2 separate regions of the Homo sapiens genome follow, and region 1 is linked to region 2. A link is a loop called in an ENCODE intact Hi-C map of the cell type or tissue named here. Cell type or tissue: MCF 10A. All regions are shown on one strand. Links, peaks and the distances in the headings refer to the core of each region. The heading gives the core; the rest is flanking DNA.

Region 1 (5,384 bases), core at 247-5,246, 120 kb before region 2:
TCTTTTGACAATGGTTTAAAAAAATTAAATCCCTCCAGAAATTCAAGCGTGGTGTTTATGTGGGAAAACAACTCTCCTTAGGTCAGGGAAGGGCTGAAGCAAGCCAAACCCAGAGCAGCTTTGCCATGAGTGGTTTGGTACACCTATGGATAAGGTAAAGCAAGGCACTACTGTTTTAGAGAAGTGGTCTATACACCTTGGTATAGGGAGGCCTGCACAATTAGAAAATTCAGGTTTAATGCCTATAGTTATCAATGACTAGAGTGCCTAGCCATGTAATTCCCAATTCCATTTTTGAGGTAGGGGTTACTGGGGGGTTTCTATCTCATCTGAAGCTTAAGGAGCTAAAAAATCCTCTCAGCTTTGGAAATCATTACAATATTATCATAATAGTTAATATATATTGAATGCTTACCATGTATTAAACATTTTATATGCCATTTCTTACTCAATATTTGAAATAACATGGGCAGGCACTATTATTATCCCTACTCTACAGATGATAAAAAATGAAAACTCAGAGAAGCAGCTTGTCTAGGGTCATGCTAGTAAATGCCGGAGACAGATTTCAATATATGGTGGTTGGATACCAAACTTTGTGGTTCTTTACTATGTTTCACTACCAGCAGGATTCTTCAAGAGTACAGGGGCAAAGCAGAAATATTTTGAACCCAAGAAATTGCTAAGGTATCTTATTCCTCAATCCGCTAGGTGATGTGGGACTCTATCCCTTCAAATTCAAGTATATCCATAATTTACCTCAATATTCTTGGGCAATCATAGATAGTAGATAATTTTAACATTGAAAGGGACCTCAGAGGCCATGAAGTACAAAGATCTTACATTGCAGATGATGAAACTGAAGTCCAGAGAGGCTAAGAAACTTGTTCATGGTCACACAAGCCAATCTTACACTGTCAGGCTGGAACCCCAGGACTTCTTATTTGGTTCTCTTTTATTACACTATGTTTATTACACTATCTCTTTTATTACACTATGTTGCCTCCAAAAGTTAACATTTATTGTACACATATCATGAGCCAGCTCCTTGTGCTAAGCATTTGCAGTGGATCACTACTACTATTCTGAATCAGATACTAGAGGAGTAGCAGTTTCTGGTGCCAGACTGCCTGAATTTAAATCCAGCTTTGCCACTTACCAGGTACATAACTTTTGGAAAATTACAAAACCTCTCTCTAGCTTCAGTTTCCTCAACAACAGCATGGGATAAGAATCAATGGGTTGTTCTAAAGATTAAATAGGCTAATACATGCAAAGGACTTAAAACACTGCCTGGCATACAGGCAGGAGTTAGATAAACATTGGCTATTATTTTTGTAACTATAGATGAAAAAACTGAGGCTTAGAGAAATTAAGTAAAATATCCAAAGTTAGTAAGTTAGTAAATAGCAGAGCCAGGATTTGAACCCAACTACTCCGTCTCCAGAGCTTTCATAACTAATCATCACATTAATATCGTCAAATATTTTATCACTCAGTCCTACCACACTGTCTCTAGGTAAGAAGGGTTGGAGTCATAAACTTGTGAAAGAGAGAAAAGAAGGAAGATGAAAACAGTAATTTGAGGCTCTATTCAAATTAGGCAACGACCTAGGCTGTCTATAAGGAAAAGGACAGGTGGGTAAGAGGAAATCCTAATCTCTAAATGTAGAGCACCTCAGTGCTCAGTCATTGCTTCTGTCTTCTTCTTGGTCCCCACTTTCTTCCTGTTAAATGATGACTGTCAATTTATATATCTAGCCAAAACCTCTGCTCAGGGTTTCATGTTCATATATCCAACTACCTCAGTCTATAACTCTACTTGGATGTCTAAGAAAACGTAAAATGAATAAGTTTAAGACAGTACTCTTGATTCTACTATTCCCTCCAAACTTGTTCTTTCCTCCAGTTATCCCATCTCAGTTTAATAGGTGGCACCCCTTATTAAACCCAGGTGCTCAGACCTAAAAGACTAGAAGTCATCCTTGATTCTTCCCTTTCTATCACCCACCAAACCCAATTAATCAGCAAGTCTTGATGGCTTTCCCACTTAATATATGCTAGATCGACCCACATTTCACCATCTCTACTGCTATATTACCCTAATTTAAGCCAGAGTCAAACTTTGCCTAGACAACTCCAACAGCCTTCTAACTGGACCTCAGCCCTCTACTTTTGCAGCCAGAATAATATGGTTATGTTTTTAAAAATATAAATCAGGTCACATTACCTTATGCTCAAATTTCACAACACAAAACAGATCTAAACTCTTTATTATTCATGTTTACAAGGCTTACATGATCTGGACCTTGCTTACTCCTCATTACTCATCTCTTATCACTCCCTTGTACCCCTATTCATTGGTCTTTCTGTTCTCAAATATACCAAGCTGTTTCCCTCTGCCTCAAACACCTTTTAATCAACTCTTTACAGTTAGTTATTTGCTGAGACATCACTTCCTCAGAAAGGTGTTCCTTGACTACTTTACCCAAAATAGACTCCTAAATCTATCCTGCTTCCTTCTTATTTATTCCTAGCCCCTATCACCATCTGAATTTTCTTTTTAAAAAGTTTAATGTGTATGTCTTCTCCAACTAGAATACAAAATCCTTGATAGTTTTATTGAATTAAGGAAAAAACCCTCCATTTATTAAATGGGTGCCAAGAATTGATGAACGCTTTATTATGTTATTCCACTTAATCCACAAAAACAACATGGGGAAGAATTTATTAATCATCTTGCAGGTAAGGGCACTGAAACTCAACGTTACAAGTCAAGGTAAAGCAACTTACCAGTAGTCACACAACTAAGGTAGTGAGTGGCTAAGTTAATATTACAAAGTCAGATCTCTTTTAATTCCAAACACAGGCTGCAAGTGCTCTGTGTTTACCAAGGATTCATTTTTTAAAACTTCATAAAGAACCACTTCTAAAGTGCTTCTAGGTGCTCCCAAGACTATGGGACCACTGGATAAGCTAGGGTCCATCTCTTTAAACTGGCCAGCTGATGAAACTGGATTTAAGAGTGGAGCTGCAGGCCGGGCACAGTGGCTTTCACCTGTAATCGCAGCATTTTGGGAGACTGACGCAGGAGGATCACTTCAGCCCAAAATTTAAAGACCAGCCTGGGCAACACAGTGAGACCCTGTTTCTACAAAAAATACAAAAAATTAGCTGGGTGTGGTGGTGTGTGCTTGTAGTCCCAGCTACGTGGAAGGCTCATGCAGGATGACTGCTGTAGCCTGGGGATGTCGAGGCTGCAGTGAGCTATGATTGTGACGCTGCATTCCAGCCTGAGTGACACAGCGAGACTCTGCCTCAATACATACATACATACATGTGGAGCAGCAGGACTATAATCTAATCATAGTCCATGCCCTCTGGTGGCAGGTAACAGAAGAGCATTCACACCAGGAATTGATCAGTGACAGAAACATACAAAGGATTCCTTTGAAGTTACTGTATATACTAAAGCATGTGACCAAATTTGCTGGGTAAGCAGTTTACACTGAGATCGTGACTCACTTGACTAGGGGCCTCATTAAAGGCTAGCTTCTACTCCAGCTCAGTGACTCTCAAACTTGGACTGGAATCCCCTAGGGAACATTAAAGAATACATCAGATCCACTCCCAGAAATCCCTATTTAACTGATCTGAAGTTAAGGCCTAGACCCTGAAAATTTTAAGAGCTCCCTAGGTGATTTTAACAGGTAGCCAAGTTTGAGAACTATGCTCTAGACAGCCCTCTTTAGAAGAAACAATCACAGTATTAAGTAGAAGAATCAGTCAGTAATAACAGGGAGCTGTGAGGAGAAGAGTGGCAGCTTTGAGATAACTGAGGAGAATCATTCTACTCTACTACATGTTTTATCCTTGGAGGACTCCACTGCAAAAGAGTAATATCCCTTATGAGAACAGAACACACATACGTATACATATACACCATGCAAGATTTTAATGGAAAAGGATGCTCTTCCAGAGCAATGTTTTCCAAATATAGACCAGTTGTGTCAGTATCTCAGGAGAGCCATTTTGCCATGCAGAATCCCAAGCCCCATTACCTAGAGCTTCTGATTCAGCAACTCTAGAAAGAAGTCCAGAGAAGGCCTGGGGAACATGGACACACAAACATATGTACAATTATATATAAATAATTTTATTTTTTTAATTTTATTTTGAAAAGTTATAAACCTAGAGAAAATAGCAAAAACTATATAATGAACAATTATGTACCCTTCAACTAGATTCAACAACTATTACCATTTTCCCACATCTGCTTTTCATCTACATATATTAATGCTTCCACCCCTGAACTATATGAAAGTTGGAGATGTTACGACACTTCACCCCTAAATATATCAGTATATTTGAAAAAAGACATTCCCCTACAAAATTGCAGTATTATCACACTCAGGAAATTTAATTAAAAATATTCTCATTTGTCCCTAAAATGTTCTTTAAAACTGTTGATTTTTAAATACAGGATCCAATCAAGAATCACATACTGCAATTGGTTGTCATGTTTCTTCAGTCTCCTTTAATGTAGAATTCATGTATAATAGTCCTGTTGCCTTTTGTTTGCTTTGTATGACACTGACATTTTTGAAGAGTCTGGATTGTTTTACAGAATGTCCCACAGTTTGGACTTCTTCTGATCGTTTCCTCATAATTACATTCATGCTGAAGAGCTTATTTATTTATTTATTTATTTATTTATTTATTTTGAGACAGGGTCTTTCTCTGTTGCCCAGGCTGGTGTGCAGTGGTGCAATCATGGCTCACAGCAGCCTTCAACTCCTGGGCTCAGGTGATCCCCCTGAGCAACTAGGACTAAGGGTGTGCACCACCACACCTGGCCAATTTTTCTATTTTTTGTAGTGATGGGGGACTTGCTATATTGCCCAGGCTGGTCTTGAATTTCTGGCCTCAAGTAATCATTCCGCCTCAGCCTCCCAAAGTGCTGGCTCTGATTACAGGCATAAACTGCTAGGCCTGGCCTGCTAAAGAGATTTGATAAAAAATATTATACAGGTGATGTGGAGTATTTCTCATTGCAATACTGCAGGAGGCACATAATGTCAGTTTGTCTAATTACTGAAGATACAAAATTTGATCACATGTTAAGAGGTGATTGACAGTGTTCTTCACTGTAATTTCCCTTTGTAATTTACAGGCAATCAGTGGAGAGAAACTTTGAGACTGTGAACATCCTATTCCTCAGTATGTTTTTTTACCTAATAGTTTAAGCATTTATTGGTTACTCTTGCCTGACTCAATTATTAAAATAGTTGCAAAAAAGTAATTTTCTCTCATTCCTTCTATATATTTTTTTTAGACAGGGTTTTGCTTTGTCCCCCAGGCTGAAATTCAGTGGCGAGATCTCC
Region 2 (5,384 bases), core at 209-5,208:
ACCATACCCTATGCTTTCCCTATTTTATATATCTACCTAAATTATTTACTCTATTGAAATTTGTTCATGGCCCAAGTAAAATTCATTTTGAAATGAAGCCCAACCTTGTTTCCAAATGCTTAGAAATGACAGCTCCCTCCTCTGAACTGCTTTACCACTTTGCTACTACCTCCCTTAGAGTACTCACTATGTTCTATTTTATAACTTAGGTAAGCATGTAAAAGGTTCATTTCAGCTAGCAGAGCATAAGCCCCTTAAATGAAGGAAGAAAGGAACTAATATTTACTTTGTATCTATGAATCACCAATCGCTTGTGATTTTATGTGGTATGTGTGTATATATTTTTTCATGTAATATTTGTGATATCCTATGAAGTATAAATTTTTTACAGATAAGGACACTGAAGCTCACAGAGGCTAAATAATTTGTTTACAGTCATAAAGCTAGTAAGTGACAGAGTCTAGATCTGAATTTTGGTGTTTCTAACTCCAAAGCCTAGGCTCTTTCCACTATACTCTGTCTAGAAAACCATGGGTATATCCTCACTGCTTTATCTGATTGTTCCCTACCCACCCACTAATGATCATCAGAGGAAAAAACCTCCACTGCCCTTTGTCATTAAGTATTAGCAGAAAGGATTCAATATGAGGTATGTGCCCTCCCACTTTCCAAGACTAAGAACAGACTCTTCAGAGCAAACAGAATGATTAATATGAGTCCTGAATAAAGATAGAGATCAGAACTCTGCTTCCAGGAAGGAAAAGTAAAAAAACTATTACCTTCTCACTCTTGTGTTTAAAAACCCCTCCTCCTTCAAGGTTTGCACCATCTGGCTATATAACTCTCTACCCCACCTCCTCATCTGTCATCTACCACCCTCCTGATTAATCCCCTATCTTTACTGCACCTGGGTCACATCTTTCTCTCTTCCCCACATCCCATCATCCTCAATCACTTCACTCTCTACACAGATGACTCATTCAATACACTAGCCTCCAAATTCCTTGTCATACTCAGCTTTACTGACCTTCGCCTCTGCTGTATTTTAGCTACCCATACACAGAGACCTCGCTGTCACCTAGAACAGTCCCAATATCAGACAACTTAACTCCGATATTCCACTTTCTGACCACACCTCTTTTTTTTCTCAGCTTACTTCCACTATATTTGCTCACTGATCTAACTCAAGAAATTGAAAATCTTCAAGTCCAGAATTGAACTCATCATCGTTTCCTGTCTCAGTTAAAATTACCAACATATCCTCCTTAGTCATCCAAGGCAAAAACCTGAGCATCACACGGGACTCCTCACCCTCTCACCTGCACATACAATCAATCATTAAAGCCTTATACATTTTCTCAGATTCATTTCTTTCTCTTCATCCCTATGACCACATTTTAAAAATGTTACTTCAACCATGTCTGATAGACACCTTCCAGTGATTAAATAAAAATAAAAAAAAAACACCTACTGAATTGATTTTAGGATACTTATGCATACAAGGTCCACCACGACATGGCCTCTGACTGTATTTCCAGCCTTACAACTCATCACTTATTGTTATATTCCTAGCAGTCCCAAACTGTTTGTGGTTCTCTACGCAAGCCATTCCTTTTCTCACATTGATGCCTTTGCTCAAGCTGTTTTCTCTGTTTGAAGGACGCTTTCTGCTCATGTTTGCCTCACTTACTCCTACCTACCATTTAAGATTTGGGTCAGATATCATCTCTTCCCAAAGCCTTCCTTTAACTCCTAGGCTAGTCTAAGTGCCCTCACCTTTGGGCAACCTTTACTCTCACCTTGTATATCTCAGCTATGCGTAGTTCTCATCTTTTATTCTGAGATAATCTATTTAAGCATCTAATTTACCAGCTCCACAAGATTGGAAATCTTTGTAAACCCAGCTGAGCACAGTACATAGCATAGTGCTTGACCCATAGTAGGTACATAAGTGTACAGTGAAGGTTAGAACATACCAATTTTCTTTTCTTTTTTAAAAGATGGGGTCTCATTCTGTCACTTGCTATGGCGTGATCATGGCTCACTGAAGCCTCAAACTCCTTGACTCAAACGGTCCTCCTGCCTCAGCCTCCTGAGTAGCTGAGACTACAGACATACACCATCATGCCCAGCTATATTTTTATTTTTATTTTTTGTAGAGACAGGGTCTTGCTACGTAGCCCAGGCTGGTCCAGAACTCCTGGCCTCAAAGAGTTGCCTGCCTCAGCTTCCCAAAGTGCTGGGATTATAGGCATGAGCCCCTGCATCCAGCCCTAAGTTTAAATTTTCAGTGGGATATTCACATCAATTCTTTCTCATAGTTAAGTATCCTCTACCTTTCACTCCAAGTCCTTTGCAAGGAAGGAATCAGGGCCTTTCCTCTGGATCTGTATAGTTCCATTGAGAATGGTGCTATGCAAATGTTTACCCAACTTACATAAAAGGGAACAACATTTGCACAAACATACCTAAAATCAAAACTTGACATATGTGCTACAAAGTTCAAAACTATTGACCAATTTAAAAAATGAAGGCTTAAGAACAAAAATAAAGAACCAATTCTGACTGCTGGTATGTGCTTGTCTAAGTTGTAAAAACACTGAAACTTTGCTTAGTACTTAAACAGGATCCCAGATGTAAGAGCCTGGCCTTTTATCTACAAGGCCATCTCATCTCTACTGGGCTTAAAACATTACTAACCTGCAGAGTTGCTTAGGCAAGAGTTTAGGAGGTTGGTAAGTAAGCAACAAAAAGTGTTCTCTTTCATAGTAATTTTGGGCCTCCTGCTGGCAGTTAGAACTAGAGCAAAGAGTTCAATGTAATAAAGCATTTCCCTCTGCAACCAAATATTAAAATTGCAGTTTGGCACTAAACTAGGTCTCAATCCTTTTCAGAGTTTAAAAAAAAAAAAAGAGCTATTCTATTTGCCTGGCACATTACACTTCAACAAAACATTTTGATGTACATTAGTTAGCAACATTTGATAAAGTGTTTATAGACATTTTTTAAAAGGAAGGAAACCCCCAAATTTCCACAAAATAAGATGTCTTTTAGTTTGTTTGAACAAACACTACTAAATGTTTTCTTTTTTTTTTTTTTTTAAGTTCAAAATACAGTACAGAAATGAGGAAGGGAATCTAGAGTACTTTTGATTTAAGCAGGTCAATCCTTGGGGCTGTTTCTTAGAGAAACTTACTACGTTTTGTCTCCAGGATCACTTTTAAGAAACTCTCCTTTAAGGGGATGGGGGAAACTAAAGCTCATCCAGAGGACAGTTTAGAGAACCACAGCAGATGAGAGACAACTGAAGAAAGTGGAAGTGAAGACTCAGGGGACATGATTACTATCTTCAGATATCTTAACAGCTTCCCATAAGGGAAAAGAACTAGGAAGGATGGGAGCCAGCTGTTTCTTTCAACTTATAACCAAATGTGTCCAGGAACAGAATGGGTTTCCTTTAAAGAGATTCGCTTCGGATCACTGGAAGAGGTTCCAAACGGGCTCGTCAAATTATCGGGGGGATTTGGGGATTTTCAAAGTCACTTTGGCATGGGATGGGAGAAAGCGCCCCTAGATGACTTTTAAATTCTCTTCCAGTCAGGAGATATTCCGGGGTTCACCCATCGGCTGGATACCACTTTCGATGCTCTCGGGCTGGCACACAACTGTGCCCACGTGTCTGGCCCCCAGGGCCGCTGTGGCTCACTTCGGTGCGGGGCCGCTCTCCCTGCCCGTTTCCGGCGGGGCACTGGGGCAGGCGGCACACGTGAGTCGGCCAGCCGGGGCCCAGCCCCCAGGACGCTGCTGACAGCTCCGGGCCCTAGGCGCCCCAGCTCTCGGTGGGGGCCACGCCGCCCCGTCGACCTCTGTCTCTGCCTTCCCCGAACCGGGACCCGGCCAGCCAGAATCACAGGCATTCCCACCTCTGGCGCCGGAGGGGACCGACTGACCCGCGCAGACGGGGTCGCGCCGCCGCCCGGCCCTCGGCCCCCAGCCAGCCTGCCCCGGCCCACCCGGCCCCGCCGGCCAGACACGGCGACCTATACGGACCGCCCCCACGCCGACCCTCCAAAGGGCCCCCGGCCTTGGGTTTCCCGTGCCGGGGCCCCCGGGCAGTCCTGGCGGCGTCAGGGCCGCGACCGGACCGTGGGCCCCGCCCGCCCGACCGCAGATGCAGAGCCGGCCTCCGGGCTCGGGGCCGGGCTGACACGGCCGAGAAAGGGCCCAGCCCCGCGCGGACCACAGACTGGCAGGCCGGCCAGACAGACGGACAGGCTGACCCCGGCCCGGGGGAGCAGGCGCAGCGGCTGCGCAGGTCCCGCCACCGCCTTCTGGCCCCAGGCGGCCCCTCAGGGCACGAGCTCTTAGGCGGGCGGAGGCGGCCGCGAGGCGCTTACCTGAGGGCGCGGCGGGGGCGCGGGGCGGCTCACTCTCTTCCCGCCGCCATGTTTCCGCTGCGCAGGGAGGGAGCGGAGACGCGGGAAGGGGGCGGGCGGGCGGCTCGGGAGAGCGGCGGGCGGGCGGCGGGGGGCTCCACCGAGCTGGCGGTGGCGGCTGAGGCGGGGGGCGGGGCGGGGGCTCCCCCGGCCCCTCCCCCGCGCCTCCCGCTGCGAGGTGGCGCGCGCCTCGGCCGTTGGGCTCGCGCGGGGGGCGGGGCGGCGCGCTGGAGGAGGGAGGGCGCGCGGGAACCCGGCCCGGCCGTACCCCGCCGGCCTGCCGACCCGGGTCCGGGGGCCCAGTTGGCGCCCGGACCAGCTCTCCGGTCTGCGTCCTGTAGATGGGAAAACTGAGGCCTGAGAGGGCGCGAGGGCGGGGACGAGGCCGAGGACTCGGGTTCGAATCTCGAGGACGCCAGTAGCCCGCTCTGAGGCCGCGTGGGGCTGGTGGAGGAGCCACCGGTCGGGCCCCCAAGACCGGCTGACGTGGGCCTCGCCTCGGGCGACTCCCGCCGGGCTAGTGGCTGGCCGTGTGGTGACCTTGGGCGAGTTACTTCGCACAGCCACCCAGGGGCCTCTTCTCCAACACGATAGCACTGCACCCGGAGGGTAGGTGAGAGATGAGTTGGTGCTTGGATGCCCTAGGGAGTGTCAGCGTCCTCGGTCCTCCCTGTGGTGATCCCTTCAACGAGTACGCACTGAGCCCGTGATGGGCCAGGTACAATGCACAGGCTCATTCTTCCAGGCCCACCAGCCATGTTGGCTACACAATTCTATTTTTGTTTTGTTAGAGATGGAGCCTCACTTTGTCCCCAAGGTCGGAGTGCAGTGGCGCCATCATAGCTCACTGTAACCTCAAATTACTGGGCTCAAGTGATCCTCCTGCGTCAGCCTCCCAAAGCGCTGGGACTACAGGCGTGAGCCACTGCGCCTGGCACACAATTGGTT

The links. Peaks named below come from ENCODE experiments on the same cell type or tissue, not always from the same donor. Only the 100,000 strongest peaks of a DNase experiment are listed, where the experiment ranks them.
Region 1: it touches region 2 in a loop (9-fold over the local background); 8 of 110 quality-filtered maps call a loop at or near these places.

What each region holds. Positions count from the first base shown.
Region 1 is chr1:41,119,902-41,125,285 of GRCh38, forward strand. The region is part of intron 6 of SCMH1 (Scm polycomb group protein homolog 1); the gene reads right to left. Among named protein-coding and RNA genes, the nearest start is that of SLFNL1, 100 kb to the left of the region's middle. In MCF 10A, for the core only: a CTCF peak has its summit at 3,369 (motif pointing left); a DNase peak (open chromatin) is centred at 3,470.
Region 2 is chr1:41,237,662-41,243,045 of GRCh38, forward strand. SCMH1 (Scm polycomb group protein homolog 1) reads right to left here and starts at 4,645. Exons shown (of 16, transcript NM_001394311.1): 1 at 4,398-4,645. It overlaps SCMH1-DT (SCMH1 divergent transcript), which reads left to right and starts at 4,697. Exons shown (of 3, transcript NR_186015.1): 1 at 4,697-5,045. RefSeq lists an enhancer at 3,206-3,385 and silencers at 3,706-3,865, 3,966-4,515, 4,556-4,955. In MCF 10A, for the core only: a CTCF peak has its summit at 2,788 (motif pointing left); DNase peaks (open chromatin) are centred at 2,760 and 3,740.